Linked DNA regions of Mus musculus: region 2 is linked to region 1. A link is a loop called in an ENCODE intact Hi-C map of the cell type or tissue named here. Cell type or tissue: gastrocnemius. All regions are shown on one strand. Each heading gives the region's core, and the rest is flanking DNA. Links, peaks and the distances in the headings are about the cores only. Region 1 holds the start of Gm32786 (a long non-coding RNA gene). Region 2 overlaps Mob2 (MOB kinase activator 2).

Region 1 (16,437 bases), core at 6,781-11,780:
TAAATAAATCTTTTTTAAAAAAAGAAAAGAAGAGGAGAGGAGAGGAGAGAGGAGAGAGGAGAGGAGAGGAGAGGAGAGGAGAGGAGAGGAGAGGAGAGGAGAGGAGAGGAGAGGAGAGAAGAGAAGAGAAGAGAAGAGAAGAGAAGAGAAGAGAAGAGAAGAGACGAGACGAGACGAGACGAGACGAGACGAGACCTTATTTAAGCAGTGGTGGCTCATGCCTTTAATCCCAGCACTCAGGAGGCACAAGCAGGCTTATCTCTGAGTTCCAGGCCAGCCTGGTCTACAGCTAGCCAGGGCTACACAGACAAATCTTGTCTCAAAGAACAAAACAAAAAAGAAAATTATATACCATGGCACCAAGTTGGCTTCGTACCAGGAATGAATAGTTGGTTAAATAACACATAGAAAGACAGAAATCATGTGATCATCCCAATAGACACAAAAAGGAATTTGAGTTCCCTTTGATTAAGTTAAAATTTTCTTCATGATAAAAATCTCTAAGAAACTAAGAATGCCCCCCCCCAAACACAATAAGGACTACATGTAAAAATCTGTAGCCAATATCGTTTGAAGGGGGTCGGCGGGGGCGGGGAAGGGGGACAGGGAAAACAAAAGTATTTCCTCTAAAATCAGTAAGGAGGTGAGGATCCCACTTTCCACTTTATGCGATACAGTCTTCAAAGTCTTGCCTAAAGCAGTAAGACAAGCTAAAGAAGTCAGGGAAGGCAGATGACCCCTGTTTGTCACCACATGATTCTTTACTTAAAGATTTTACAAGGAAACTCTTGGCTCTGAGAAATAATTTCAGCAGAGTAGCAACATACAAAAGTCTGTAACTTCCTGTATACCAATAAAAGGTAGACTGAAAACGAAGTCAGGCAAAATTCTACTCACAGTAGCTTCAAAATACAAAATAAAAATACCTAGCAATACCCAACCTCTCCACCCCATCAGGTTCTGCACATTCTTCTCTAGGGAGTACTAGAAAAGGGACCAAATGACCTGGAGAGAGGGATAGAAAGATGGGGGCCCTAATTAAGGAGGGGAAGAAGATGAATACAGAAGAAGGAAGGAAGGTAAAACACCAGGAAGGGTGTCTGAAAAAGTCATAAGGAACCATACTCTTAGCTCCTTTAGCTATGCACTAAAACTACTTTAGCAGCAGGCATGAGAAGCCCTCTTTTGTGTTGTGAGGATTTTGGTGTGTCAGCGTTATCCAAGAGACTCCCAGAATGCTGCAGGCTGTTGCTATTGCCTTTGATTGCCTCCATAGGTGGAAAATAAGTCCCTGTGGCTGAAGACACCTTGCACTTTGGACATTGGGTCCTGAAGCTTCTTAGCTGGAACTGACCTGAGATCCTCCTCCCTCGGGACTAGTTTTTATGGTCGATACCAGGAGGCAACTTCCAAAGGAGAGAAACAACCGATAATTCTCCCCAGCTATGACACCTATGAACGACAATGACCAACATGGCAGGATACCCCTACGGGTGTGGTAATGTCATGCATTACTTGGGAGCAACTAACAGCTAAGTGAACTTAAAGACCCACTTCACAAAAGATAAATCATGCCACGTACTGGAAACCCAGTCAACTTACCCAGGGCTAGTGAAGACATGGATCTTGAAGAGAACCTATAACCACTAATTTACTAAACTAACATAATGCCTAACTACAATCTAAATATCTGTCCTTATACAGACAGAAAAGCACAGTCCTCATCCCTCATCAAGAGAACTTCTCTTTGCAACGGACGGTGATCATTACTAAAAAACCACAACCAATCAAAACGCAGAGTTGTGGAGTCCAGTCCCACCTGATACATCTACAACACAACTCTGTACCTAAGACTCCAGGATCATTGAGGGAAGGGGGCAGTAAAATTGTAAGGCCAGAGAAACAGAGTTTACTGTGAGACTGTGTCTCCTAGAAATCTAAGAAGCCACACCCATGAAGCCTCAGCCACATGGTTACCCAAACATGACCCAAATAAGGATGACATGACCCAATAGGCAACCTAACACAGACAGTGAAAAGCTCACAAGGCCTGAACCCTGGACAAAGATAAAGAATACAGGCAACTTTGGAACACTGAGAGTGGGACAAATGCTCTTCCTTGAGGAAGAGCCCAAAACTTGGTTATCCAATAACAAATGCTCGACCCTGAAAAAATAATGCAAGTAACATTATACAGAATGAGCAGGTTGTATTTATGTATACATATACATAGGCATATAAATATACATATATGTGTATGTGTGCCATGAATTTGAAAGAGAATAAGGGGAATGCATAGGAGGGTTTGGATAGAGGAAAAGGAAGGGAGAAGGATATAATTATATTGTGTCCCAGTCAGGGTTACTATGGCAGTGATGAATCACCATGACCAAAGCAGCCTGGAAAGGAAAGGGTTGATTTGGCTTATGCTTCGTCATCATTGTTCATCCTTGAAGGAAGCCAAGACAGGAACTCAAAACAGGGCAGGAACCTGGAGGCAAAGCCTGATGCAGAGGCTATGGAGGACTGCTGCTTACCGGCTTTCTCCACAGCATGCCCAGCCTGCTTTCTTATAGAACCCAGAGCTATCAACCCAGGGCTAGCTCCACCCACAATGGACTAAGCCCCGCCCTCTTAGTTATTAGTTAAGAAAACACTCTACAGGCTCGCCTACAGCTTAATAGTATGGAGGCATTTTCTCAAGTAAGGCTTCTTCCCATTAGATGACTCTAGCTCAGGTCAAGTTGATTTGAAACTAGCCAGCACAATTGACCTCATATCAACCTGACACACAAACACATCGCTGTTAAATCATAATATTTTCTTTCTTGCTCATCCCAAGATTACATACTAATATCAATATAATATACACATTCCAAATATTCCAAGTCGCACGCACTTTAAAAATTCAAACATATACATTTAGTATCTTTAAAATTCAAAGTCTTTACAAAATTTCAAAGGAATAGTAGAGAGGGGACTATTGCAGTTTGTTTTATGTTGATGTGGTAAAACACTGGCAAAAGCCAACTTGGTATAGGGCAGAGGTTTTTTGGTTGGTTGATTTGTTTGTTTGTTTGTGTGTTTGTTTGTTTTTCAATGAGCTAAATTAATGGTGAAAAGCAAGGCAAAGATTTATTCAATGTAGCTTACAGCTTACAGTCCATAATGAAAGGGAGGCCAAGGCAGGAGGTCAGAGCAGGGATCTTGAGGTAGAAACGAAGCAGAGGCTAGGGAAGGATGCTGCTTGCTAGCTTTTCATGGCTCACTCAGCTACTGTCTTCTGTAGCCTAAGATCACCTTCCAGGGCTGGACCACGCACAGGGGGCTGAGCATCAATCATTAATCTAGACAATACCTGACAGACATTGCCACAGACCAATCTGATAGAGGCAGATCTCCAACTGAGATTCCTCTTCAAGGGACTCTAGTCTATGTGCAGTTGGCAAGACTGACCAGCATAGGAACTATGGGAAAGTAGGAGAACAGACGAGGGTAGTGAACAACACATCCCAAGAAAGCAGGAGAGGAAGAGGAGACCAGTTAGAAGGGATGCGGGAGACTGGGGAAGATACTGTGGACTAAGAACAAGGTATAGTGATACATGTGTGTGAAAAATGTCACAGTGAACTTCAGCATTCTTTATGTCACATGTAACCTCACACCTCACTCTAGGATTCCAAAGATGCATTTGGTGGTCACTGGATTTCTTATTTGTCTTTCTAATGTGGCCACATTGGATAAATTGCTTTGTCCTTTTGTTTACTATTAATCTGGCACTCTCTCCCCTATCTATCTATCTATCTATCTATCTATCTATCTATCTATCTATCTATCTATCTAATCTATCTATCTATCTATCTATCTATCATATATCTATCTGAGCACCTAACTAATTTGACTCTTTTTTTTTTTTAAGTACACTGTAGCTGCCTTCAGACTCATCAGAAGAGGGTGTCAGATCTCACTACGGGTGATTGTGAGCCACCATGTGATTGCTGAGATTTGAACTCAGGACCTTTGGAAGAGCAGTCAGTGATCTTACCCACTGAGCCATCTCTCCAGCCCCTAATTTAACTCTTTTAATTAGCTTATTAAGGATGAGTGAGCAAGCCTGGCTCGTTGGAGATGCTAGATCACAGGCACTGTTTTTAGTAATTCTAGGAACAAAGCCATCCAAGTGTCCACTGACATAAGAAGGAAGAATACATGTGCTACAACATGGATGGACCTTGAGGACACTACGCTGTGGGAAACAAGCTGGATTAAAAAAAAAAAACCCAAATGCTTTGCCGCTATACTCATAGGAGGTCCCTATAGCCAACAGCCCCATAGAGACAGAAAGCTGGGTAGGGAAGCCAAGGGCTGGGGAAGGGAGAGGAGTCAGCATTTAGTGAGGATGGCAGAGCTTCAGTTTGGAAGCATGACAAAGGTCTGGAGGTGGATGGTGGGAATGCACAAGGATGTACTTTGTGCTGCTGAGCTATGTGTGTGCACTTGGACATGCTTAAGATAGAGACTTTTAGAATTACAAAATGGTTCTGCAGGTAAAGCCTCACCCTTGACCCAGTCCTACCTGGGCATGTGACTCAGCAATACAGTGCTCAAGTAGTGTTTGTGAGGTCTATCCTGAGTACTACCAGAATAAAATAAGAGTACTGATAATAAAGTTGGAGGTATGATTGGGACAGTAGGATAGTTCAGTGGGTAAGGACACCTGCGGCTGAGAAGTCTGATGTCCTGAGTTACATCCCTAAGACCACGTTGTGTAAGGAGAAAACCAGCACTCGAGGGTTGTTCTCTCACCTCCACCAGCACACAACGGCAAGGGAGCACAAACACACATATGTGCACATATACACTTTTATATTACACATATTTTAACCACAAATTTTAAACGCCAGCAGTCAACTTTACTATATAATAATGTTTAAAAAATAAAGAGAAGTATGCAAAACTGGAAATAAAATATTGAACATGTGTACATATATGGACTTGCTAAAACATAGATCTTGGCTTGCAGGGCCCGGGCAATATAAAAGAGGTAGCCAGGGAACAGGAGATTGTCCATGCAAGCTAAGCATCTGTCAGTGGCCACGTGAACAGAATCATGCAGCATTGTGTATCCTTGGTTTGTATCATAGTGCTGTAGAGATTCATTCATGATGCTTTTCTAAAGGGAACCCTACACAGAGGAATAAGCCAGATTCATATCAATAGCAACTCACAGACCAGGAGAAAAAAGCAAAAGCAAGGGGCCTAAGCACAGTGACAACATGCCTTATCTGTGAACATTCCTGACTAGGGATGTGGCTTAGAGGTACAGTGTGTACTCAGCATGCGTGAGACCACAGGTTCTATCCTCAGTGTTGAGGGGAAAAAAAAGGAAAATTAGCCAAGAAATGGAGGTATGATTGGACTGGCTTCATAGCTCAACAAGAAAAAGCAGCAGAGGGCAAGCTTGACTTCCAGAGTTCAATACCCAGGACCCATATAGTGGAAGGAGAGAATGGGCTCCTACTTTCCCTCCAACCTCCACACATGTACCAAGACAAATGCTGTCCACTCACATTCACACAATAAATAAAATTGTAATTTAAAGAACTTTTTAAGATTTATTTTTATTTTATGTGTATGAGCATTGTACCTGTATGTGTATTGTATGTGTGCCTGGGGTTTACAGAGGTAAGAAGGCACTGGGTCTCTTAGGAACCTGAGTACTGGATGGTTATAAGCTGCCGTGTGGGTGCTAGGAACTGAATCCAGGTCCTCTGGAGGAGTGGCCAGTGCTCCAAAGTGCTCCAAAGTGACTGGACATCGCTCCAGTCACCAATTTTAAGGAAGTTTAACTCCAAAGCACACACACATACACACAAAAAAACTACCTGTACTTAGGGACCTACAGATGTTCTGAAACAACACACACCATACAGGAGGACGATCACAAACCTGGTATTCGCGTTTCTTTTCTGTTGGTGTGACAAATACTACAAAAACCTGACCAAACACGTCTTTGGGAGAGAAAGGGTTTATTTGGATTGCAATTCCTGGTCACAGTTCATCACTGAGAAGAACTAAGGCAGGAACCTGAGGCAAGAGTTTGAACATAGGTCTGCTTGCTATTCTACACAGCATTACCTCCGACCCAGGAACTCACTTTACAATCAAAGAATCATGGCAAGCACCATGGAGGAATGGCTTGCTGGCTAGCAGACAGGCTGGTTCATGCTTCCTAGCTTTTCTATACGGTTCAGAACCACGGGCTTAGGTATGGTTTCACTACACAGTAGGGCAGGCCTTCCTACAGCAATAAACAATCAAAATAACCCCTCCCACTCAGGCCCATAGACCAATCCGGTCTAGGCAGTTCTTCTTCAGTTCTTCTCAATTGACTCTAGACTGTATCAAGTTGACAGGTAAAGCTAACCAGGATACCTAGGTAGCAACTGCCACTGGGCACAGTAGCCTGGGGAGGTGGGAAGTGGTGGGAATGGGATGTCTCCTGTTGCTTTTCTAATCTGAGACAATGAGGACAAAACAGGACAGTGTTGAATTTACTTCATGTGGCAGCTAGATACTTGTTATATTGTGTCCCCTGCCGCCCCCAACCCCTGCCCAGGTTTCATTGTAAGTCTGTGCCATAATTTAAAAATAAAATAGTCTGAAATGTGTACTAAGGACACATGGAAGAACACCACCCATTATTAAATAAATAATCTAATCTATTAAAAAATAAATAAAAGGGGCCTGGAGGGGTAGCTCACTGGGTAAATCGCTTGCTGTGCAAACCTGAGGACCTGACTTTGAATCCTCAACATCTGCATAAACATAAGGTAGGCTTGTAGTCCCAGCACTCAGGATACAGAGACAAGAGATCCCTGGAATAAGCCAGGTCGTTAGACTAACCAAGAAGGTGAGCTTTGTGTTCAAATGAGAGATCCTGGCCTAATATAAGGTGGCAAACAATTAAAGAAGATACCTCTAGATAATAACCTCTAGCTTCTACATCCATTTATGCACACCCACACATACATGCGCCTGCAGCTATACACATTCAAACATGTACGCACATGTATTAAGAAAAAAACAATTTTTAAAATAGATGACCCAGAATTGTAATCCAAATAAACCTTCACTTACCCAAAAGTTGTTTTTGAGTATTTGTCACATCAGCAGGAATGAAAACACCAGGTCCGTGGGTGGCTTCCCACACTGTGTTTGTAGTTTCACCACACCTGTAAGTCCCTGTGTGTAGTACCTATGATGTCAGAAACCTGTAATTCCAGCACCCAGAAGGCAGAGGCAGTGAGATTACCATGAACTCCAATCATCCTGGACTATAGAGTGAGTTCAAGGTCAGTGGGTTACAGAGCAACATCTTGTCTCAGGAAAGGGCTAGGGGTGGGATAAACACCGGTTGGAATAGCACTGCAAGCCTCCTGGAAATACAGCAACACACGGACGTAATTGTGGGAGAGCTACAATGAAGAAGCATTTCCCCGGCTTGGAGAAGCATAACGGCAGAGTCCATACCCATTTCCACATCTGTGTCTGAGTACTGACAGCATTCACCCATGAACAAGTGAAGGGCTGGGCTTAAGGGGAGTCTGTTTACTTAAATGCAAACATTTTTAGTTGCCAACCCATCATCTTCCATAGTGGCCACACCAGTCTACATCCCTGACAATAGAGAAGAGGCTTCACTGTCCCCCACATTCTCATCAGCATCTGTTGCTTTTGTTCTCTTGAGTCTGACTGGGGCGAGATGGAATTCCAAACTGGATTTAATTAACATTTCCCTGATGTATGCATGTTTTCCAAACAAATAAAAATAGGACTACCATATAGCCCAACTACTAGTAGCCCCCAGGGCCATAGACCAAGGCTAGGTCCATATTCCACAGAAATACTTGCACACCCACATTTGCTGCTACACCAGCCAGGAAATGGAATGACTCTAGATATCCATCCACAGATGAATGGCTAGAGAAAATACACACAAAATCGGATGCAACTACAACATTAAATGAAATACATCAAGGCTCAGAAAGACAAACACTACGTGTTTTCTCTTGTAAAAAGAATGCAGACATTTTTGGTGGTGGTGGTGGGAAGGGGTACAGGACATGAATCTAGAAGAAGTAAAGGCTGGGGAGATGGCGCAGGTGTTAAGAGTGCTACTTGGCCAAGCCTGAGAACCAGCTTTGGGTCAAAGCACCAATGTAACAAAGTCTCAGAGATGCTTGTAACCCTGGCGCTCACAGGAGTAAAGACAAAGATCTCTGGAGCTTGCTGGCTTTTAGCATAGCTAGAAAAGTAGAAGTTCTAAGTTCAGGAAAAGACTCTGTCTCAAAGGCAAAAGTGATAGAAGAAGATATATTCTATGTGTGCACAAATGCACATAAAGTGCATGCCCATGTGAAAGCACACACACATCTGCATACACACAAACTAAAAAGAGAACAATGAGAAGGGACCCTAAGGGATGTGGGAGAGGAGAAAGAGAGGAAAATGGAATCTGTGTGAGGGAAGCAGGGGGAGCTACTAGGGGGACAGAAAAGCTGCCAGAAAGAGAGAGGCATGGGGATGGTGGAGGGCAGTTGTGGTGTGTGTGTGTGTGTGTATGTGTGTGTGTGTGTGTGTGTGTGTGAAGTATCATAATGAAACCCATAACTTCGCATGCTAAGTTTATATTTTAAAGGGGTAGATAGTAACAGGAAGACTAGAGAGAGGTTAAGAACAGCAGTTAAGAACACTTACTGCTCCTGCAGAGGACCCAGGTTCAGTTCCCAACACCTACATGTCACTCACAACAGTCTGCAAACCCAGTTCCAGGGCATGTGACTTCATCTTCTGGCTTCTGAGGGCATTGTGTGAGTATGGTGCTCACCCACACATGCAGGCAAATGTTTATAGACATTAAACATAAATAAGTAACAGCCACTTCATCTGTTAAGAAAAAATAACAAAGAACATCTCCTTTTTAAAGAGCTAAAAAAAAAAAAAAAACAGTTTGAACGGTGGTACATGGGGCTGAGGAAGATAAATTCTAGCAGGGACCAATGTTCCATTCTGTAGGAAGACACAGAGTTCTGCAAATGGATGGTGGTGGCAATATATAGCAAAATGAATATTCTCAAGGCTTCTGGGTTGTACTCTTCAGTGTTGAAAATGCACATGCGTATTTGACTTTAAAATATAATTTAAAAATAAAGATTGAGGATATGGCTCTGTGACAAAGTAATTGCCTAGCATCCAAAAGGCACTGGGTTGGATCCCTGGCACTGCCACACTTGTGGTAATAAAGGTAAATATATATTTTTTTTAAATCAGGAAAGGGACATCTGCTGTGCCTTAGAAGTCAGGCTGGGCAGTCCAAGGGCACAGGTGGTTCTAATGCCTCACAAACTGAAGCAGAGCTGAACAATCATTTTTCTTTGCCAGGCCGTGGGTCAGTCTCTGGGGTGACCTCCTAGCTGCACCTCAGGCGGCCAGCCTGCACAGTGTACTGTTGTGAGCAGCAGAGGGCGCACGTGGACAGAGCAGACAGACCCAAGCTCGCTGCACCTGCTAGACTTTGAGTGAACATCCAGGCTCCGCACTCTGCAGCAGCCAGTACTGCCTTAGTCTGGGCGAGCCGCTAGCACTTGCAGGGTTCTGTCAACACAAAAGAATCTAAAAGGTGTCCTCAGGCCTGGGGCCAGTGTGGTGCAGAAAGTCTGCCAGAGGTTGGATCTTGTCCTCTGTTGGCACAGATAGATGCAGCTGACTGGATTCGGCTCTGAAGAAACCACACCCTGAGACTGCTTTGCTAGCTCCAAACCTTTCTCATCAACTTTCCAGACTGCCTCATTCCTTGGGGTGTGAGGGAACAAGATGAAGAAGATGGGGATGACCCAGCACCCACTGAGAAGGCACAGGTCTACAGAGCAGGTACTGCTGGAATGGGCCATAACTAGTGTCATCTATATGGTAGAGCCTAGCATGTCTACCCACAAATTGTATGTGTATAACCATAAGTATGTCCTAACCCAAAATTATAAGCTTACTTGAAATACTTTAAGGTTTTTTTTCTTGCAACTGGATTATATCGTATACAATATTGTGTGTTCCAGTTTCAAAAGTGTGGGGACAGGCTACTGGGTAAGCCCATTTACCTGGGGGTTCCAGAAGGTGCTTGAACCTGGCAAGAATCTGCCCCCAGCACAACTGAGATCTAATTGGGCACTCCTAGAGTATCAGACCATACCCTGCCACACTCTTCCTCACCTGGATACCCTCTTAGGGGTATCTACTGGGCTCCTCTTGAGACTGGAAGAGTGAAAAGCAATGCTTGCTCTCTCTCTCTCTCTCTCTCTCTCTCTCACACACACACACACACACACACACACACACACACACTAGCACCCAACAACTCCTTTGTCAGCCTCCACACCTTCCGCCCCAAGCTCTTTCAGGGCTGCTGCTGCCTCCTCCTGAATCCTACATGACCCGATTGCCTGAATCTGCCCAGGTCTCGGCTTGCGTTACTCCCCCTCCCCAGACCCCCAAACTCCCCATTTCCTGGACTCAGAGTGGGCAGGAAGCCAGCACATCAACCACCCCAACACTGACCTGAGTAAGCATCCAGTAGAGCTGGCCATCTTCAGCCTCGAGGGCTACCTTCAGCAGGAGGTATCAACAGCATTTAGGGCTCAGCCTGAGTCAAGGAGACAAAGATCTGAACCCAGAGCCAACCCCAAACATCCCTGGGGCTCCCCATGCTTCCTTCCTGGCAGCACTCCCAAGTTGTTTGTTTGTTTTGTGCTATTTCTGAGCCAGAGACACCTCTTCCCTCCAACCTGTATTAATCCCAGGCTAGACTCCCAGACTCCCCTTGGGCTACATAGAGAGGTTTCTGCAAGCCGGTTCTAAACACTCATAATGAACCAAGCCAAGCTGGATACAGTAGGGTAAAGGAGAAGGTCCCTGCAGAGCCTTGCCCAGCACCTAGTGTGGTCTGCAGTATTCTTCACACAATCTATACTAGCAAAGGAGTGCTCCTTCCTTTGTGCCTGCTTCACTCTCTGTGACCCTTCCTTCAACCAGCCATCTCCTAAACTCTGCCCTTCATCGAGTGAGAGGCTGGACTTCCAGGGAAAGTTCAGGACACTCCACCCCCCTCCCACCCCCCACGAGACTCATATTATCTGGTCACCTCACTGTCCACCTAGTCAGGGCCACGTTTTTGAAGTATCTGAGAAGGTCTGGCATCATGGTGGGTGCTAGTAATCTCATCACTCAGAAGGCTGAGACCAGCCTGGCATACAATAAAGAATTTTCTGCCAACCTGTTCCCGAGGAGGAGGGAAAACTAAGGGAAACGTGGCTTATGTTTGCAGGTGGACCACTTTGGCACAAGACTCCCCTTCCTCTGAGACCTGCCTGACCCCTGTGTATTTCTGCCCTAGTTGTAATTACCCATGTTTTTTGAGTGCTCACGTGGTTGTGTTCACACAGTGGGATGGAGCCGACAGTCCCCAGCGGGCAGGGGAGATGTCCGGGTGGGAGTAGAGGTCGTTTCCAAGCGGCTTTTCATTGGAAGCTGTCAAGAACTGGATGTCATAGGTAGGGGGGCAGCGCCGCCCTGGGGAGCACACCGGTGGGTCTGGAGCCCCGCCCCCTGATTTCCCGGGATGAGTGACCTGAGGCAAACCACATCGCCTAGGAGCTTCTTCTGCAAAGTGTAGAGCTGGACTTCCACCTCCAGGGGTCGTGGAGAGGACAAACGCGGATGCTGCAGGTAAGGCCCTTTGCGGCCGCAGCTCTCCATGACCCTTTTCCCTGGGCCGCACTGGGGCAGGGGAGGCGCACTCTGGGAGGGCGTCCTCTCGCGAACAAAGGCTAAGGGAAGGAGAGAAATCCGTGACAGGTTCAGTCCAGGCGGGCCGAGAGAGGGAGACCCTTGCATACTAGGACAGTAGACGCTGGTTAGAGTGCCGCGAGGCAGAGGGTTCTTGGGGATACCAGGAGCCCTGAGCTGGGAAGGCTTCCTGGAGGTGGGGAGCTGCGGCGTGCGTGGCCCCTTTAAGAACCGATGCCCGAGAAGCTTGGGGCGCGGGGGACGGAGGGCGGTGGCAGAGAGACCCACGGCCGCCGCCAGGGCTCCGCACCCAGCGCCCGCTCCGCTGACGTCACCTGCCCCCGAGCGGCTCACTCTGATTGGCTGCAGGTGACGTCAGGGGCTTTTTCGCTCGGCATGACCTCATCCCCACCGGCAGCCCCGCCCTCCGCCCCGGGCCTGTCACTCGCGGCTCCCGCGGTGGCCGAGCCGGCTCCGCGGACCCCCGCCCCACCCGGACGCCGGACGCCGGACGCTGAGCCGGGCCGGAGCTGCCGGCCGCGCCCGCCAAGTCGCGGGCTGGGATGCGCGCCGTGAGCGCGCGTGCCCGACCGCAGTACGCGCGCTCCGTCCCGAGCGAGCGCTCCCCGCGGTGGCGGCGACGACGGCGGCGGCGGCGGCGACGCGCCCCGCGCGCCTCTCCGGCCCTTGCCCCGGCTACGCGGGCCCCCGACGGGCCCATGGGTGGCGGAACGGAGCGGGCGCCCTGAGCGCGGCACCGGCGTTGGGGGCAACCCCAGGGCAAGCGAGAGCCAGGTGAGCCAGGCGCTGACAGCGGTCGAGTCCTAAGCCGGGTGTGGGCCCAGGACGTGCGGAGGTTTTTGCGGTTGTGTGCCCTGAAGGAAGAAGCTCTTTGGAGCACCGAGAATAAATGGCTCTGCCCCGCGAGCGGCGCGCGCTGCAGATCCGCGCCTGCAGTGCGCTGTCTTTCTCGGCATATTCCTTCTTATCTGGAGGGATATATATAAGAGACCTAGGGATTCGCGGGGGAGGGCTGAGATCCAGCACAGATCGGTGAGAGTCCCTGCGAAGCGCCCCCGCTGGCAGCCAGATTTGGAGAAGGTCGTCCGCGGCTGCAGCGGGCAGGGGGATGCGAAACCTCCGACGCCAGAGGGTCGGCTCCGGCCTGCGGTAGGCTCCTTATCTGGAGAGGAAGCTATAGGACCCCCCCCCACTCTTCGACTCGCATGGCTGTCCCGTCACCCCCACTTCATGGTGCTCCACTCGCCTCTGCGGATAAAGAACATCCTTACCCGACGCAGAGGCTGTAGGCGCGATGCTGGGGGAGGGGCCGGCACGGCTGCCTCCTGCAGCCTGTCTCCCTGGCCTCTCTGCCTACCTTGGGAGGGAGCGGCCAGTCAGATGCTGCTGGTACCCTTGTGCCAAACCTTGCAGGTGGAGGAGCAAGAACAGGCTCAGCTTCCACTAGATCAGACCTCTTGGAATAAATTGGCCTCTGACTCCTTGTTGACAGGGTGTGCTGCGCCTGCAGCAGATAGATTGGGGGCCTTGATGGTGCAGTGATGGGGGTGGGGGACCAGTGTGGCATCTGCAATGCTCTGTTGTGCAGTATGGGGTGGGGGTGGAGGTGCTTCGGGTCAGGGGCACGGCTTCTTTCACAGTATGAATGAATTCAGAATGGAAATCCAGTGACCTGTAGACCCAGCCTCACATTTACTTGCCCCTAGGGTAGCTGGGTGGGTGAGGGTAGCTTACAGTGCCAGGCTCTGCCCTGGGAGATCAGAGTCCCCGTGCATTCACTATTTGGTTAGCAGGCACCTGATACAGATGAGCAGATCATGTGACCAGGAGCTGTAGGTTCATCTTTATGTCTGACTTGCTGCAGTCAGCTTAGGGACCTCAGGAGAGTTGCTGGGCAGGTTCTCGTTCCCTCCTGCTCTGTGCCCTTGGGGATACTTGAGGATACCTCTGGGGACTTAGCACTGAACACAGACGCAAAAAGATGCTTCAAGTCAATGTGTATAGGACTCCTGCCAACATCTTTCTTCTTGGGCTGATACTGAGGTTTCAACTCAGAAGTTTCAACTGGACAGTATTTCGGTGGGGTGCATCTGTGGGTTTGGAGAGAGTTCAATATGCAGCTCACAGAGGAAGCAGGGAGAGGCTGAACCCACAGCAAGAGAGATAGTTATGCTGTGCTCCTAAGAAATGTGTGAGCCAAAGACCCTGACTGGACCTCTCAGGACCACAGCTCCCTCTGACCTCCACTGTCTCTTTTTTTGGCCTGGCTATTTGCCTGACTGAGACAATGTTTCTGTTCCCTCTCCTGGGGCAAGGGTGCAGGGTAGACTGGCCAGAGAAGCCAAGGACTCAACTGCCATGCAGGAACATTTGAGCCCCTCCCTTTAGGAGATGGTCTCTGCCAGGCTTCAGAAGTGCCCAGTGTGACAATGAGCTGGCATCTCAGCATCTTGGGCCCCTAATTTCTGGCTCTTTCCTGAGAGCCTGCCTGGCTGTGAGCAGGGATACCCAGGTCAGGTTGTTGTGAGAAGGGACCCAGTCTTACAGGGGTTAATGGGCCTGGCAGCCATTTCTAGAAGTAGGGAGTTTCTTGTCACTAGGCACTGAGCAGGAGTAGATTAGTGAGGATGCCATTGAGGACTCGGGCTTTTATTGGTCACATAAGGACTTGGGGACCAGAACATGTTGTGTGGGAACCCCAGTGTGAAAGGCAATGGACTGGCACTTGGTATGTGGGCACCGGGGGCTTTGGTGTGCAGAAGGATTTGTTTGCAACTGTGTATTTCAGTCATGCACTCCAGGAGGCTGTAATGTCTTCTGTATGTGCAGAGGGACACATGTGTAATTGCACTCAGGGACAAGATGGATTGTCAATAAGGCATGCATCTGCGAATGTACAAAGGGGAGTGTTCCTGTGCCCAGGGAACAGTGCCACAAGGCCTGAGCTGTGGACCTAGCCTTCAGCAAAGGGGGTTGCCTGGGACCTCCCTGAGGGGTGTGGCCTAGGAAAGGCTCCTCTTAACTTTGAATTTAGGATTGCTTGTCTCCTGGCTCAAAATCCTTTGATGAAGGCCTACAGCCTCTGCATAAGGGGTCTTGACCACTTCCCCAACCCACTTCAAGGCTCCTGTAGAACAGGCTGATAGCTGTTCTCCCTGGGAAGAACTGGGAATGTATGTTGCTTTGCTAAGATATTACATGGTCTGTCTGTGCCCTGCTGACCTTCTCAAAACTGGCCCTACATATCTATTTCAAGCCCCAATGAATTCTATCCAGCACTAGGACTAATGCCCAGCATGGAGGAAGCCAGGGGTGGGGGTATAAGGAGATGCTGTTAGGATGTGCCACTGAAGAACAGCATAGTGCAGAATTTCCTATGTGAGGGGGCTCATCCAGATCTTTGCAGTGCTGTATACAGATGGTCTCAGAGGAATGGGGAGCCAGTGAGCTGCAGTGTGGGGCTGGATCCTGGGAATTAGGGCCAAGTAAGGCAGGGTTGGAGTAAGGGGCTTCATTGTTGTCTTTGAGTTAAAGACCAGAGCTATTGGGCACCTGCCACAGAGGAGTGGGAACATAGAGGAGGGAGACCTGCCTAATCTGCAGAGCAGCCTGCTTCATGGCTGTTGCAGTAGGAGCAGCCGTTGCCTGGCACCTCTGCTGTTGCCATGGCAACATCGGAGGTGCTAACTTGCTAATGAGTCCCCCTCCGATGCAAATAGCAATACTGTAACGGTTAATAGGGCCCAGCTTCAGTTCTTAGGGTTCCCTGGGAGGTAGAGGAAGGGACAGGTATCAGGCCTGAGTGTAGCTGATACCCCCATTCCACCTGCCACCACCAACCTGCTCTCCTCTGTTCTTCCCTCTGGGTCTCCCTTCCCTGCCATCCTCAGCTGCAGCCCCTTGTGGGGTTGTGATGAGAGACTTCAGATGGGGCAACCCTAGCAAAACTTCCCTCAGGGTAGTTCAATGGCTGCTGCAGAGAGGGTGGGGCTGTACCTTCTAGCTCCCTATACTAGTAGATCTCTGCTTCCCTTTATGCAGTTAACCCATGTCACCTGGGAAGAGGAGGACACTGCTGGCTGACAGGGCCAAGGGACTCAGAAAAGGCCCTTCTGCACCCCAGCATCCTGAGCCATGACCCTCTCAGAGTCCTGGGCGTTTAGTTCCATTGTCCAGCTCTGCTAGTAGGAAAACCCACTCCTTCCTCTGGCCTAATCAGTAGCCTGTTGTTCCCTCATGCAAGATTCCAGTTGGAAGTCAGGGAAATGTCCCTGAACATCTAAGATAAGCATTAGTCTATTGCTATTGAGATTCCTCAGTGTGACTGACCCAGGCCCAATTCCCCAGTGAATGGCTTGCAGAGAGGCCTGAGACACACGTAGATGTCAGGGATTAGCACCCCAAAGACCCCACCGACTATGCACAGGCAAGGTTTGGAAGTTGTGCCCTTGTACCAGCATGGTAGCCCCATGTAGGTGCCCACATGACTGCAGTAGAGGAGTGGGAATGGCCCAGAACTGGAAGGGGCTCAAGTGAGTGCCTAGAGGGCTAAGTTCCTTCCTACCCCAGCACATT
Region 2 (16,437 bases), core at 4,889-9,888, 82 kb after region 1:
TGAGGGCCATGCTAGCTTGTGCCCTGTTGTCAAAGGGGCTCCTACAGTGATGGGAAAAGAGGTCATTAAGCTTAGAGTTAGTGCTTTGAGTAGGCTGCAGCATGGATACTTGCCCTGACCAGGGACATAGGAGCCCCCAGTAGCACTCTCCTCTTAGCTTTTAGCTGTGTTCTACCTAAATAAATAGTGTTTCGCAGAACTGGCCTGAGAGGGCTTGTATCTTTAAGGTCCTCAGGCCCCTGCCTGCTTGCCATACTCCCTGGTTATTAATATTCATCCCTTGAGTGTTGTTATTCTCCAACCCCAGAATGTGTTAGCATCTCCTTCCTTAATGTTAGCCCCAGACCTCTAGAGGTTAACTTCTGGTCCCTCATTGCTAAATCCCCACTCTATCTGGCCCCTCACTGTTTACCTAGCTGGGGCTGTTCAGGTGGCAGGGTGGGATGCAAGCACATTCTCTGTCTCTCTAGAGACCTAAGATGTCCACACTCAGTGTTCCTTACTTCTTTGGAGTATATGTACTTTGTCTCAAGACTCTTGGATGCCTCCCCCACCACCCTCAGACCTTAGTGTTCTTAAGTCCTTTGTCTTCATGACTTGCCATGTATGTCTCCCCCAAGTCTGAGCATTTCTCTCCTAGAGTGCTTTGCTTTCTGAGCATCTGTGTTGGGTCAGAGGCTGAGGAAGTTAAATGGGGCTTTGTGGGGAGGGTGCAGGCTAAGCCTCACTGCAGGGCAAGAACAGATGGGAACATAGCATCTTATCATCCTGGTCCCAGAAAAATGCTGCTAGCATACTTCCCACCAACAATATCAAAGCCATTCTAGCCTCATGATTGACACCACATTGTCATAGAGATTCTTGTTATTAACTCTGCAAATTTCTTTTGCTCTTCATTGGTCAGACTTTCAATAAGGGTTGGCTAACACCTGGTGCTAGGGATGTCAAAGAGTTCAGTGTTATGGGATGTGGCCAGCTAGAATAGAAGATGTGACATTTCATAGTTGGGGTCTTAGAGGACTGGGGGGGGGTTGCCATATGGGCAGGGTGGGCAGAACACTGTGGCAGCAGAGACATTGAAGCAGGGAGAAGGAGTCTAGGGCCAGGTGGATGTGTGAGAGGCAAGAAGAAGGTGATTCTGGTAGAGCATGGATAACTCTCAAGTAGGTATTTTACTTAAGTAAAATGCTCATTAGGGGCTAGCCTCATCCTCGCTGTTGAGAGCTTTGCTTGGGGGGTGTTCTCCCAGGAGCTCATAGCAGTTTTGTTGGTATACTGACATGTGGCACCCACTCCCTGGCCCCTATAGTACATTCTCTGTGCTGCTCACTCAATGCTTTGTCTGCATAGTCCTCGCTCCACATGGGTCACAGTGGTGAGTGGTATAAGGGAAGCTGGGAGAGCCTGTGACCTCAGGCAAGTGTGCAGGTGTGGCAAGCCACTGATGGTCTTTTCACCTTGCCTCAGAGACTGGGAGATATTTGTTTGCCCAACCTACCATGTGAAAACAGAGACACTGGCAAAGGAGCTAAAACTGGTCCTCTACATGATTCTGTTGCCCTGGCCAAGAACCCCTCAGGCAAAGAAATTGAAGTGAGGCTTTTGATGTCCATCAAGAGGCCTTTCTACTAGCAACTACCATATTCTTCTCAAGCAGAATGTGGACCCTGTGTGACCTCTTGTTCCTCTTGCTGGAGTGAGGGCTCTGTGACTAGGACTGAGAAACTTAGGTTGGCAGGAGAGTGTCCCAGAATGCACTATGTTCCAGGGTCCAAGTTGGCCCCATGTAATGGGGGACAGCAGCTAAATGGGGATATGACTAAAACAGGAAAGGCTTGGGGCTTCATGTGCACATGCTGATGACTAGCATGGCATCCGCTTGCTGCCTTTTGACTTTACCCTGAGTGCCTATGGCCTTTTATAGAGGGAGGCAGGCCTTCTAGGGACTCCTTTCCCCACTAGGTTGGGGAGTAGCTTCTGCCCAGAGGAACTATCTCCTCCCTTGTAACTATGAGTGGGAGTAAGGGTAGGACGCTGTTCATAGGATACCCTCCCTGAGTGAGTCCTCAACTGTGGTCAGGAGCCATGTTGATGGCTGGTTCCTACCAGCCACCTTCCTAGTTGTCCTGTCTTTACTTCCTTTAGCTTGCAAGTAAACATCCCAAGCCACAGAACATGGAAATGGCTTGACAGCTTGGCCCTTACCAGCCCCCTTCTCTGTAGTCTTGGTTTCTAGGATAGGATACACAGAAGACAGAAGGTAGTTGATAGTCTCAAGGAAAACCTATCCTTTGAGGGCACTACAGGCCTGATCCAGCATTAGAGAGGTGGGTCTCTTCTTTCTGACTGAATGAATAGTAGGTGAACTTAGCACACATCACTAGTGGAAGACGAGGATTCAGAGAACAGGGAGTGGACAGGTAGAGGACAGGTAGTGGACAGGCAGAGGACAGGTAGTGGACAGGCAGAGGACAAGTAGTGGATGTGTCCCAAAGTCATTGGCAGAGCACCTCCTGGAGCTGATGCACAACTCCACGAGAGAGACTGAAGCCTACACGGCTGGGCTCATGCCAGGAGGCCTTAAAGTGCTCTTTCTGTGTGGTGCATCCACACCTGTTCTTCAGCCCCAACAGATTTCTGTGCTGTTTACCTTAGAGCCTGTGCTGTGCCAGGACCCTAAAGACTGGGTGGTACCCAACCCTGTCCTCTGCCTGGTTTTGGCTGTTTTGGCCCTGCCCTGGAAGCCAAGTACACATCGCCTTTTAAGGCTAAGCTCTGCCATGAGAAGCCGAAAGGAAAACATTTCCCTGGCATTCAGGGAACATTCTTCTATCCTCTTTCTCTTAAATAAACCATCAGCAACCTTTTAAAGCACAAGAAAGGAAAAAATAGGTCACAGTCAAAAAGACCTTTCACCCTACCCCCATGTGGCCTCTCAGGGGTGTGGAACACGGGGCTGAGAACCAAGCCAGCTGCTTCCTGATGGCATGCATGGTAGCTGGCCTAATTGCCTGTGTTTTCAGGACAAAAAGACAGGTATCTAGCTGGTACTCTGGCCTGAGGGCCTACATTTTGCTTCATCTGGACAGGCAGCGCTAACCTGGAAAGGGCATGGTGAGATTCTGAGTCAAAGGCTACCTCCTGCACTACCACTTCCATCCTCCTGACTGCAAGGATTCCAAGTCATTCCTTTAATATACTGTTCTTCCCTGCTGGGTGGTCTAGCTACTTCTCACCCCTGTGCAGCAGGGTGGGTACAAGGAGACTGCTTCTGGGAGAGGCCTCTGCTGGATCTGCTCCTCTCCTCACTCTCCTGGTCTGCTGTAGGCTTTGGATAGCTGTTGCTCTTTGCAATTGGTTGCCTTACTAGAGAAGGCCAAACTGTGTTTCTTTCCTTGGACTTCCAACTGTCCAGCACTTCCCACAGAATGCCATATTAGTTTCTGATCAAAAAACATCCTTTTCTGGTCACAAGGCTTCATGCCAGTATCAATTTACCTCTTATATTTTAAAAGTCAGAAAGTTCACTCCTGAAGAATTAATTTGATTATGTGAGGACAAGACTCAGGTTTGCTATGGGAACGTTTATTGTGCTTCTCAGACTTCTCACCCAGTGCTCTCATCCTGAAGCCTCACCGCGTCGGACCTGTGGGTGCCAGCAGTTCAGAGATTGGTAGAGCCTCCTTCGTTTCTAGCATTGTTTGCTCAGTGCCTAGAAGGGCCTGCTATCTAGTGTGCTGGTCTGACATGGACAGCCAGGAGCATCTGTAGACTACTTCACTTGACTACCTCAAGGAGCTCACCAGGGAGACTTCAGGTCAACAAGTCTTTCTAACCATTCATAGACTTAGCTACCTGACAGAGACTTCAGCAGAATTATCTGTTCTGGTAGGCTAGCACCCCATAGATAACTCAGGCCAAGTAATCCTTGGCAGTTGGGCACTGTAGGTCTCCTCTCATAAAGGTCACACCCATCTCAGTGCCTGCCTAGAAGCTTGTTCACCAAGTGCTAAAGGCTCAGTGCTGCCACCAGTGTTTGAGGAGTACCTCGACTGGAGGAATGAGCATGGGAGAGATTGGGGTGTGCTGCTCCATAAATTTAGGATTTCTGTTCAAGTGAAAGCAATACATTTTAAAGACATATTCGTTGTTTAAAATAGACATAAATAAGCTCACTTTCTGTTAACAGAGCAACATAGTTTTATTTAAAAAACTAGTTTCAAAGCAAGGTAGAAACTTAACAAAGAGTCCTGTGTAGTCTGGAATGTGAGGAGGCTGGGTTCTCTAATTGCCTCTGCCTTTATGTGGGGACTAGTAGAGGGAGTCTCAGTGCTGAGGCAGAGCCTTAACCCTAGGGGTTGTTTTTGTTTTCTCTTGCATTCACTCCACGAAGGGTAACAAGGTGGGGGTGTTATACCCTGGCCATACCCCAGTGAAAGTATGCTGCTTGGTGGTAGAGCACATTAGCAAGACATAAAGGAGGAGTTAGCTCTCACCTGGGGAGGATAGTTTGTTCTTGGGGTGCCCCCTGTGGGTTGGCAACCAGGTACTTCCCATGGTTGGTCCTTCCTCTAAAGCTTTGATGGTAGCTGTGCACATTTCTGAACTGGCCTGCCTGGAAGGAAGAGCCTTGGTGTGGCCTGTAGGACCTCTGTTCCGGAATGTCTTTCTGTAAGTGTTACATCTCTGAGGAGAAAGGTATCCTGGCAGTTGGGAGCCAAGGAATACCACAAAGTCACACTGCATAACAAACTTCACACAAGAGATTTATAAGACACAGGAGGGTGGGTGCATCTGCTCAGATGAGAAGCAGCAAAAAACTGAGCAGGAGATAGGCTTTATATAACCTGTGGGTTGCAACCACAGGGGTTGTAATACATATCAGATATTTACATTATAGTTCATATCAGTAGCAAAATTATAGTTATGAAGTAATAGTTAGGCAGTGACGTTATTTTATGGTTAGGGGGTTACCATAAGATGAGGAACTGTATTAAAGAGTTACAGCATTAGGAGGGCTGAGAACCACAGACACAGGTGTTTTTGGAGGTGGAACTCTCCAGGGTAGGGATCTCCAGGGTAGGAATTGGTGAGATTTCACAGCTTGAGCTTAAGGTGAGCTCAGGGATTGGTGGGTTTTTGGGCTCAGGGATTGGTAGAATTTTAAGCCCCGAGCTTGGCCACCTGTGTCTCTAGGGCCTGGGTCAGGCCATTATGGCCATTAGAGTGTTCTGTGAGCAGAGCCTGTCAGTTGGAGATTCTCAGGGATGGGGGCTGGCCACTTGAGCCCCTTTAGGAGTCTACAGTCTCTCTTTTTTGTTTACTATTGCTAAACAGCCAGGGGTCAAGAAAGGAGCAATGTAATCATTAGACTACTTCCTGTTGAATGGGGGCATTGAAGTCTTTAGGGCAAGTTTGATCTTCAGTGTCAGAGTATAAATCAGGAGTTTCAGGTCTCTGTCTTCCTAGCTAGGAACCAGTAATCCTGTAACAGCAACTGATTAAAAGTCAGGTTAGAAATCTTTTGGATTTGTTGTTAAAGAGATCTAGACAAGAAGTTTATAAGGCAGGGTGTGACAATAGTCTTAAGACAAAAAGGTAGGGTAAGAAGGGTAGTGTTTGATTCTGTAATGGACTATCAACGATCCACTGGCCTGAGGCATGGAGTGTTTCTTGTTTCTTATGTTTTAGAGACCTTTCTGGAGTTGTTGGATCTTACTTTTTACTATACCCAACTAGTTGACATAAAAGCAGTATTCCTCCTTAGGGAAAGACAAAGACCACCTCTCTCTGCTGTTAGTAAAGGTGATTCTCACTGGCATTACTATGGCCGGCGTTTCTATTTGGTACTGGAGGGTGGGGATGATCTGAGATACCCGTTGGAGATCCTGGATGAACTTAGAGGAAAACTGATGGCAAATAGCTAGAGAAGTAGTCAGTCCCACACTTAGTGGTTATGCCCAGGACTGTCAGAAAGAGTAGGACCTGAATCCTTCCTGTGAACTGGCAAGGGTTCTGTACTGTGTACCATCCCTAGTTTTGAAAAAAGGAACACCAGAGCACAAGTCCCAGACCAGCCAGTGGATAGGCAGCAGTAAACCTGAGTGCTGCAGAGAATTGAGGCATTGTGAATGTTTATGCATATCAGCTGCGTGGTAGTATGGGGGGTTAAGATATTTTTGTAGTCTGAAGAATCCAGTGTGCCCACAAAGCACGTTCCTGAGGAGTTAAAGGAGTTTGTGATACTGGAGGGGTGGGGGAGGGGTGGGGGAGATAAGAGTGGTAGTGGTACTCAGTTTAGAGCAATTAATGAGCAGCCAGGTGAGAGAGTTTTAAATAAGCCAAATGGGTGAGGCTACAAATGGTGGTCGTAAGTTTGACACACGAAGGACACACAACCAACATTCTTCAAAGCAGCCAGGCAGAACATTATTCAATAGCTGATGTGTGGAGGTAAGGTCTAAAACAAGATGATGTGAGAGAGAGGTGGGATTAAAAAAAGGGGTAATATTAGCATGTTAGGACCTTTGAGGAGCCCTGGACCACTTCTTCTACCATGTCTAAGGGTTGAGAGAGTGGGGATATGTACCCTCTGTATTTTGACTGTCCCTGACGGCCAGCTGTGATAATTGCTAGAGTAAAGTTTACCAGTGACCCCCCCCCCCCCGCCATCTGGGGTGCCATGGTCCTTAATTAGGATATAAAGATCCCCCCATTCTGCATAAAAAACAGAACACCTTCCTGGAATATGCGTCACGTCTCTTACAAAGCTAATAATAAGTCTCTGGCCAACATGGACAGTAATCTCTAGTTTGATCATAGAGAAAGAAAACACAGGGGACAGGTGTTTTCGAAATCTATTTAGGTGTTAAAGGGATAAATATCTCTGTTTGGCAACCTGCTGGTAAGCAGTTCCCAGACCCACCACACCGCTGAGTATAGGTTCCTGAGCCTTTGAAATAGCAATAGCATAGATGGGAAAAGAAATCTGAAACTTTTTTTTATTACTTTAACTTACTTTCTTAGACCTTCAGAACTTTAAGTTTTCACATCCTCAGAGCTTTATGTACTTTTTAGGCCCTCAGAACTCAAGCATTTTGAAAGAGGTTTATGCTTTAGGCATCAGGTGCTGCCCCCTGCTGTCACACATGTGTTGCAGCACAGGTCCACAGTGTCATCCACCAGGATATTTCTATAGGGTCATGACCGTTTGGATTGACCTATGGTAGCATAGCCACCCAATTGCCCAGAGAAGTCTGGCCTTTGGTGGCATCTTTCCTTGCCTGCATCTGACTTAATTAACCCAATGTGCAAGAATCCTTCCTCAGAACCCTGTGGTTTGGGCCCAGGTGGGACATATGATGGCCATGCCCTCCTTTCTTTCTTGGCAGGAAGTCTAAAGCTAAGCCAAACGGCAAGAAACCTGCTGCAGAGGAGAAGAAGGTGTACCTGGAGCCGGAGCACACCAAATCCAGGATCACTGACTTTGAATTCAAGGAGCTGGTAGTGCTGCCCCGGGAGATCGACCTCAACGAGTGGCTGGCCAGCAACAGTGCGTGCGGGTGGGGAGATGGGTGCAGCAGCTGCAGGGCAGGGAGCCTTCCCCATCTCCAAGCACCCCCAGAGCAGTAGTCAATGGACAGGCTGAACTCAGGTGAACCCACTCCCTGTCACACCAGGTGGAGCAGGGGAGAGTACTCACAGGCCCTTTGCTTCTCTTCCAGCAACAACATTTTTTCACCACATCAACCTGCAGTATAGCACAATCTCAGAATTTTGCACAGGAGAGACGTGTCAGACAATGGCTGTGTGCAACACGTGAGTAGCAGCCTGGCCATAGCACTTTCTGGGAGTGTGGGATGGGCTGTGGTTGACCTTGCTGTCTGGGCTACTAGCTTCTCAAACTACATTCTTACCTAGCTAGATTTCCTAAACAATCTCAGGCTAGACAAAGTCTTTCTGTATCTGAGAGGCCAGGTGCTCAGCATGAGTGTTTCTGCTGGGTGCTGTCAGAGGCCATGCTTAAATGGTCCTGAGCCTGGAGAGTGAGTGCTCAGTGTCCTAAGGAGCTGCAGGGCCAAATGAGCAGGTTCATTCTACTAGAGGAGGTTCTTATTGACAACTTCTGAACAGGTCTAGTGCTGACAGCTCCCTTCTGATGTATATGTGTGTACATTCATTGCTGTAGTATGCAGATACCTTCAGGGGCACCAAGGACCCTCACTGCCATTGAGTGGCACATGTTTCCCAGCAGCTCTGAGTCGATGGTAGGAGTGACTATGCTGGTGCTGGCAGAAGGCTGGATGTGGCCAAGAAGGCAGAAGAGTGTCTATGATGGCTCCTTGTCATCAAGATGCTATGGGCACATGGAAGTGTGTGTGTGTGTGTGTGTGTGGGTAGGTGTAGTATAGTGTACACTCAAGCAGTCCTTCATGTAGATGCAGCTCTCCCCAAACAAAAAGAGTCCACTTTAAGTCCTGATATAGCAGGTGACAGGAGTCTTTCTGCCTCAGCTAGCTACGCCTGCTCATATAGCTGTAGTGGCCACAGCTCAGTTTCTGGTGATGTAGGGGGAACAGAGTGCTGGCTCTGTTCCTCCAGGAGGGTCAGGTATCACCTAAGCATTTCCAGAGAAAGTGGGCAGGCTTTTGGTGACAAAGGTGTGGCCCCTGAAGGAACCATGACAGATTTTGAGTTGGCATTTGAGAGTGTCTGCCCAGTCTAGACAATGTCAAACAGCATGGTACTCTCCCTGGCTTCTCCCATGTGCCTTTTAGTCCTGATTTTGTTTGGGAGACGCTTTCTCAAGAGCATACATAGGAGCTAGTGTTGTACAGACCTGCATATGGTTTGTGTTGGAGAGCCTGGGCATCCAAGCCTTTCGCTTACTTTGTGGTATCACTTAATTTCTACTATAACCCCCTGGGAGGAATCATGTTAGACCAAGGGAAACTCAAAGTTAGTTTAAAAGAAAAAGGGAGTTAGTCAGAAATCCACAGAACTCCTTGCTGTGCACCAGCCCTGGTGGTTTGCCTAGGTTAGGGAGGGTTTATACTAGGCTAGGTCTCTTTTCCATCCTTGCAGCATCTGCAGGATAACCTCAAAAGGCTAGCATTTGGGATCCAGGGGGCCAAGGCATATTTAGAAACATGTCCAAAGAGGTCCCTCAGAGACATCCCTTTACATTGGCAGCTGAGTGAACCCTTAAGGACTAATCTGTGAAATAGCACCGATGCCAAGCACAATAAGGCCCCACGGCATCCAGGGCAGACCTGTGGGCCTTGGGGAAGCACCCCCGTGTCTCAGGTGCTACAGGGATAAATCATTACTCCACATTCCACATCCAGCAGCCATTACCTTCAGGAGCACAATTGAATGGACCACTGCAAGCTGTCTGACCTACTGCAGGAGAGTTCCAACCAGTTTTTTGGCTGTGTGACACAGCAACATGAGAAACACAGACTCTTCCTTGGAACTCTCAGAAGTAGCTTGAGAGTGAATGGACTGTGGTCTGACACATTCTCAGAGTTCAGAGAAGGGACATGTGAACATTAGTGGTAACAGGGGAGTGGTGCCTACTTCTGTTGCTGACTGACCCCAGCTGATGGCCAAACTCAGAGCAAAATCTTGAGTGTGAAGAGCCAAATATGTACTTTGAAATTCTTTAAGCAATTTCAAAATTGACACAAAGACATACAGTCAGAACCATATGGGTAAATTGAAATCGAATAGTTAAAAAAAGTGGAGAGCATATAGTCCCAAATACAGCAAGACCACAGAAGTATAAAGATTTAAAAACAGAACAAGCAGAAAACCAACAATGACAATGTAAATCCAGCAGTGACAACCACAATGTGAACAAGAAAGTTTCCAAGAGATTTTCATGAAAATATTCTTGTAGAACTAAATCTGAGCTTCCCTATGAGAAACACACTCACTGTTGTCTGTCAGGACTGCTGTAATGCTCACGATGGAGGCTCCTGAATAGATAGCCTGGTATATCTCATGGACTGCAAGCTCAGATCCAGGTTTGGAGTCTGAGGAGAGCTTTTTGGTTTATTTCAGCAGCTCCTTTTGAAAGGCATGAATACTGGTCATGAGAGCACTGCCATTGTGGCTTGGTCACCTCCAGAAGCCCACTTACTAATACCATGACCTTGTAAGGGTTCATTTTAGGGGTTTGAGGGACTTAGATACACCAAAGTGTTCATTTTGATTGATTGGTTGGTTGACTGATTGATTTATGCTTTGCTACCAAGCCATATGGCCTGCCCTGTATAAAGTTTTATAAGAGACAGAATTCGGCCATGTAGTCCAAGCTTACCTAGAGCTGGCACTCTCCTGTCTTCATCTGACAAGTAGCTGAGATCACAGGTATACTCCACCCACCTGCTCCTGGCTCATAGTGGCACTTTAAATAAAGTGGGAAGGTTAACGGTAGAAGATGACAAACGTAGAAAACACTACCAAATGAAAGCTGAAGTATCTGTGTTCATAGTAATAGAGACTCAAAATCAGCCAGGTTGCAGAAGGAAGCTGTAAATTGGGAAGAGCTGGTCATCAGGCAGTGGTGTTCCTCAGTGCTTGTATGCTAGATGGCAGAGCTGCACAAAGCAAACCACCAGCTGCAGGGGGAAGGGGAAAGAGGCTGAGGTGCCAGTTAAGGACTTTCCATTCCGGTAGCAAAGTGAACCTTATTTTCAACTTCATAAGGAGTACTCACCAAACAAGATGCTGTCCCAGCTCCCAGAAGAGCCCTTGACAACCTTTAAAGTCATATTAAGTTATCTGATCATTGTGGAGTTATACTGGGAATCAGTGTCAGAGAAATAACAGACAAATTTCCAAACACTTTGGAACTAGCACATTCCTGAATAATCTATAGGTCAGTGAAAAACAGTCTCGAGGGCAATTGGAAGCTTGTTGAACTAATATAAGTAGAAACGCAAAGTTTCAAATACAGCCAAGTGTGGTAGTTGGTAGTTCACATTTGGGAAGTTGAGGCAGGAGAATTGCTGTGAGTTTGAGGCCAGTCCTAGCTACAGAGAAAACCTGTCTAAGAAAATGGGAAAAGAAAGAAAGAGAGAGATGGGGGAAGGGAGGAAGGGAGGGAAGAGGAGAGGAGAGAAGAGAAGAGAATTTGTGGGCTGTAGCTACAGCAAGGTGGTGAGAGCAGTTTACAGCACCAAGTGCACATTTTAAAAAGAGACCTCAGACAGAGCAAGAGTAGAACCACCCTAAGTAGACATAAGAAAGGAAATCATGAAACAAGAGTAGAAGTCACTCACGTTGAGTTTTAGAAATTGTAAGGGAAATACGTGCTTGCTTGGAAAGAACAATAAAGTTGATAAGCTTTAGCAAAACACAAAGATGAGACAGAAGGTAGGAATTATGAACATAAGAAAGTGCAACAGTTCCCTATGGCTCTAACAGATGTTACAAAGGTAGTTAGGAAACTCCAGGATCCTCTCCAGCTGTCACACAGCGAGCATGAAATCAACCGTTGTTTGGTGAAGAAGGCTTGAAGGCTCATCCAGTTCAGTAAGACAGGGAGAAGAGGGGAGTCCGTGTCAGAGATGAAAAGCCAGCAGCGAGCACAGCTGTGAGAACAGTCAGGTGTGTGCTAGCTGTGTGACTGAAAGTCCTACTAATAAATCAGGACCATTTACAGTAGCTCCAGAGGCAAGAAAATACTTAGTTATAGACTGCATTCACACAGCTTTGTTTCTTAGACACCTAGGATGGAGAGTCAAAGACAGTGCACAAACACAGGCCACACTGTGTTCATGGATTGAAAAACAACAGCTTAACATACAAATCTACACTGAGTGAATCTGTGGTTTGTTATGTTCTCAGTTAAAAAACTCCATCAGAGCTATTAGCTACTAACCTATTGTGTTTTGGAATTTACATGCAATGGGCAGCAGGAGTAGCCACAACAACAGTACATCTGGAGGAGGCCCACAGTTTGAAGATAAATTGTTAAACACAATGACAAGAAGTGTGGTGTTGACCAAGTGTGAGACAGAGGTTAGTGGGTCAGAGCAGAATCTAGAAGGAAACCCAGAAGTCCTTTGATTTTTGATGAAGTGGCCAATGAAACTGAGCGTAGAAAAGGACAGTTTTGTTTTCCAACAACTGCTTCTGTGAATGTAATATTACACAGAGGAAAGGAAAAGTACTATGACTTTAAGTCTCGCCCTGATACAGAAATGGGAAAATACAACAGCTTTAGAGGACAGGAGATCTTTGTGATCTAGTATTAGGCTGGTGGACATTACACAAAAGGAGTGGCCCACTCATGAGCAGAACTCAGCCAACTGGACTTTATGATTCAGAACTTCTCTAAGAAAGATAACTGAGATGAAAGATCAAACACAAACTACGTGGAGACATCTCAGAGGCACCTGTGGCACAAGAGCTACTATCCAGGACATACAGGGAACTCAGGGCAGCAGCATGCAAGCAGTGGCTTGACCAACAAGAATAGGGAAGGACCAGTTGCTGCAGTGACAGATAACACTGGAGTTTTAAAGAAAACGAAGCCCACACTGGCACTGTAGAGCACTAGGTACTGGGGAGCATGCCCTGCTGGTGAGATACAAGTGGCACAGCATACGAGAGAACTTTGACATGTTCTTATGAAATGATGCACAGACCTGCTGTGACCATAAGCCTGTCCTTGGCTTTGCTTTAGAGACATGAAAACTTGTATTAATATAGACGCCCCCCCCCCCCATGGGGACAAGTGTAACAGTATGGTCCATAATTGTCTCCAATTGGAAAGAATCACAGGCCCTCAGCAGGAGCTTGGGGAACATGCTGTGCCCTGAGTCTAGAATTCCTACGTGGTGTGACATCTCCACAGCATGTCCAGATACCAGAGGTTTGTGAGAGGCCCCTGATTAATCCAAGATCTCCCAAGGCTGAGAGAGCAGCAGGCAGTCCACCAGGGCAGCACTAGCTCTTCTTGACAGAGCACAGAGTGACTATGATACTGTACGTGGTAAGACCCAGGAGCTCTGTACATCTAGTATTTGCCCATCCCTGATGCAGGTCTTCTCGGAACTGGCAACCTCATGAATAGTCTAAAGAGTTTTGGGGGGGGCGCTCTAGAGGTCAAGTCACTTGACTGCAGGCATCTACTATTCCCCATGGGGACAGAATGGCTTCTAATTCTGGGAATTGGGTACTGCCAAGGTTCTAGACTCTTCCCAGTTGCAGGCCACCTCCTAGACAGATAACCTGTACCCAATTAATTATAAAAGGTATGGATTTATTTAAAAGAAATAAAATATGCAGAAGTATGCAATGAATGTGTCACATTGGGCTACCTGTACAAGAGGCCCTTGCTCTCCTTAGATACTGTTCTGAGCACTTTGTCCCATTGGAACAATTGTACATAGCTCACCACACCCAGTTGCCACTGCCTTTGAGTTTTTGCTGTATATGTGGGAGCCTACACTGGGGTGGGTATTTGGCAGGGTTGACACCCTGACCAAAGTCTCTGTCCCTACAGACAATACTACTGGTATGATGAGCGGGGGAAGAAGGTCAAGTGCACTGCCCCCCAGTATGTTGACTTTGTCATGAGCTCTGTGCAGAAGCTGGTAACTGATGAAGATGTGTTCCCCACAAAATACGGTATGTCTTTTGCAGCTTGTACCTAAATCCTTATGCAAAACCAGCAAGTTCTTCAGCATTGGGATAGAGAGTCTCTGGGTTATGGTTGCAAGTGGGGTCTAGAAGGGCTACAGTTCCATGATTCTAGCTCCTGCTCAGCACAGGGGACCTGGGATAAGGAGGGAGGAAGGTTCCCATGGAGAGTTCAGCCTAGCTGGGGACAAATGCCTCCCTTTGCAAAGGAGGCTCACTCACCATTTGGCCTCCTTTGGCCCTGCTATCAGCTCTGCACAATGAGGCCATCACAGTCCATCTTCCTGGGGTTGGTATTTCCAGACCTGTCAAGGTCCTGATGGGGGTGAAAAACTCATCCTGAACAGTCAAGGGGCCAGCACTGGCTTACAGGAATTCCCATGTACTTGTTACTGCCCCCTACCTGGTCTGCAGATACCCTGGGTGTCTGCTGGAGGAAGCATATGGAGCCTGAGTGCCCACCACATATTCTTTGCTATGCAGGTGGCTACCATGGCTCAGCCAGCACCTGTTTCTCTAGGCAGATGCCACCCTGGGGGACAGGTTTCTGGGAACTCTGTGGAGGGGTGGTAGCAATTGTGAGCTCTTGAGGCCCATCCAGAGAAGCCTAGTTGTAGGAGCCTGGCCTCCTTGCAGGTCTGTGACATGTGGCCTCCCCCTAGGCAGAGAATTCCCCAGCTCCTTCGAGTCCTTGGTGAAGAAGATCTGCAAGTATCTGTTTCACGTGTTGGGCCACATCTACTGGGCCCACTTCAAGGAGACCCTGGCCCTTGAGCTGCATGGACACTTGAACACACTGTACGTGCATTTCATCCTCTTTGCCAGAGAGTTCAACCTGCTTGACCCCAAAGAAACCGCTGTCATGGACGACCTCACTGAGGTGCTGTGCAGCAGCCCGGGTAACAGTGGTGCCACTGGGGATGGGGCCAACAGTGGAGCTTCTGGAGCACAGAACCACGTGAAGGAGAGATGAGTTTCCAGGGCCAGATGGGTGCACATGTGCAAAAAGACAACTGTGTGTCTGTGTGTGCGCACACATGCCCGGGCGTGCTGGTGGCAAGGTCTGAGGGCCCCGGGCTGCTCAGAGTGTGGGCTTCATGGATGCCGCTGGAGTCAAGGCGTGTTTCCTGACTTCCCTGTTGGATGGATGAGTGCTGTTTGTAGTGAAGAGCCTTTGGAGTCATTCATTCATTCAACAAACATTTATTGGACTGATGTTTTGATTTTTCTTCTGTGGGGTTTTCCTTTCTTGGGTCTTCCATGTGGCTCTTGCCTTCCCCCCACTCCCGGGGTGGGGGGAGCTCTGCGGCTTTGAAAGGAGCACCTTGTGAGAGGTGTCTCCCCCTTATGGGGCTTGCCCTGCAGATCTGGAGTTCTGCTGTGCTTTGGGGATGGGCTCTTACAGAGGCCTGCCCTGCAGCTTTCCTCCCTAGCTCTTGCCTGGATCTTGGCTCAGAGTCCCTGGGGTAGAGAAGTCTGCCTGGGGTGACCCAGGAGGGCCCACACCTGCTGCTTGCTCCTATTACCCCTTCTTGCTGCCTCCTCAGTGCCCAAGGAGGCCCCAATTGTGCGTAGGGGCCAGGGCAGCCCAGGACTGGCTGAGGCCCTGTGTGGAGACAGGGCTATCAGCGAAAGGCAGAATCTGCTTTAGTTCATCTGTTCAGACATAATAAACATTCTCTCAGGTCAGAGCCTGTGTCCTCTCAGCCTGCCATTTCATATTATTCTGAGTCTTCCTTGTGGTTCCTGGGTAGGGACGGGTACAAGCGCCATACCCTGATCCTCACTGGCTCTACCTCCTTGAGTGGAGATGGAGGTCTTCAGACCTGTAGAATTGGCTCAACATTGGGAGCCTAGGAGCAGGCAACCTGCTGCCTAGGTGGGTTATGGGACCTAAGCCCATGACTGGAGCTTGCCTGGTGCCCAAGTAGGGAAAGAATGGAGCCAGGCATGGTTATGGCTTGGTCTTCACAGATCTTTGGATCCTGGCAACCTGCTTGCCATGCCTACCAACTGGCACCAGCGGCTCTGCTGGTTGATTCTTGGGATGCTCAGCACCCCCTGACAGGTTCCATTTAAATTGTGGGACGGACCCTCCTAGAGTTTGGTGTTTGTCTGGCCTTCTGGCTTAGCTTATGCAATGCATTTGTGGCTACTGGGCCTTAAAACAAAACAACAACAAAAACTTACTGTACTTGGGCCTTGAGGCTTTTCTGTTAACACCTGGACTAAACCCACTTGCCTTCTGACATTTTCCGTAGCCATCTGTCCCTGTCTACTTTACCAGAGAATTCCAGGGTACATAGAGTCTTCTCAGCCTGGTCCTACTGCTCCTCCATAGGAGTTCTGAAACCGAGGCAAGAAGATTATGAGTTTGAGGCCAGCTGAGGGCTACACAGAGAGCTCTTGTCAAACAAAATTCCTGGATCAACTCCAAGCTTTTGTCTCAGTTCCTGGGAATGGAACCCACCAGACTGCCTGAGCCTCTTCCCATATCTCTTGTCTCAGCATAGACCCCTTAAATAGAAGCCACAGGATTCCCATGGAACTGTATGTCTGGGACTGCTATAGGAACCTGTGGTGGGACCTCAGCTTGCTATACGTGCCAGTGGGGAGTCCTGGGGGCAAGGGACAGCAGGAACAAAGTTATAGATATCTAGCAAAGGGACAGGTTGGCTCAGTGATACTGCCTTCTCAGCTCCCAAGTACAGGGAGCTGAATTCTAGGCAGAACCCCTCAGGGAACCATAGTTCTGGCCACCTAGTGGAAGGGAGGGTCCCC

The links. A loop is a pair of places that touch in the nucleus more often than their neighbours do. Peaks named below come from ENCODE experiments on the same cell type or tissue, not always from the same donor. Only the 100,000 strongest peaks of a DNase experiment are listed, where the experiment ranks them.
Region 2: it touches region 1 in a loop (7-fold over the local background); 14 of 42 quality-filtered maps call a loop at or near these places.

Annotation. Positions count from the first base shown.
Region 1 is chr7:142,091,122-142,107,558 of GRCm38, reverse strand. Gm32786 (a long non-coding RNA gene) reads right to left here and starts at 13,393. Exons shown (of 7, transcript XR_870057.3): 1 at 13,220-13,393; 2 at 11,481-11,882; 3 at 10,615-10,699; 4 at 8,761-8,949. Dusp8 (dual specificity phosphatase 8) reads left to right here and starts at 12,275. Exons shown (of 7, transcript NM_008748.3): 1 at 12,275-12,636. In gastrocnemius, for the core only: CTCF peaks have their summits at 9,515 (motif pointing right) and 11,742; DNase peaks (open chromatin) are centred at 9,547, 10,615 and 11,775; H3K4me3 peaks cover 464 bases; H3K27ac peaks cover 473 bases.
Region 2 is chr7:142,007,460-142,023,896 of GRCm38, reverse strand. Mob2 (MOB kinase activator 2) reads left to right here. Exons shown (of 5, transcript NM_028308.2): 2 at 7,392-7,552; 3 at 7,725-7,818; 4 at 13,520-13,644; 5 at 14,319-15,344. The coding sequence ends at 14,629. Among named protein-coding and RNA genes, the nearest start is that of Mir3104, 23 kb to the right of the region's middle. In gastrocnemius, for the core only: no CTCF peak of the experiment used is centred there; a DNase peak (open chromatin) is centred at 7,149; H3K27ac peaks cover 1,445 bases.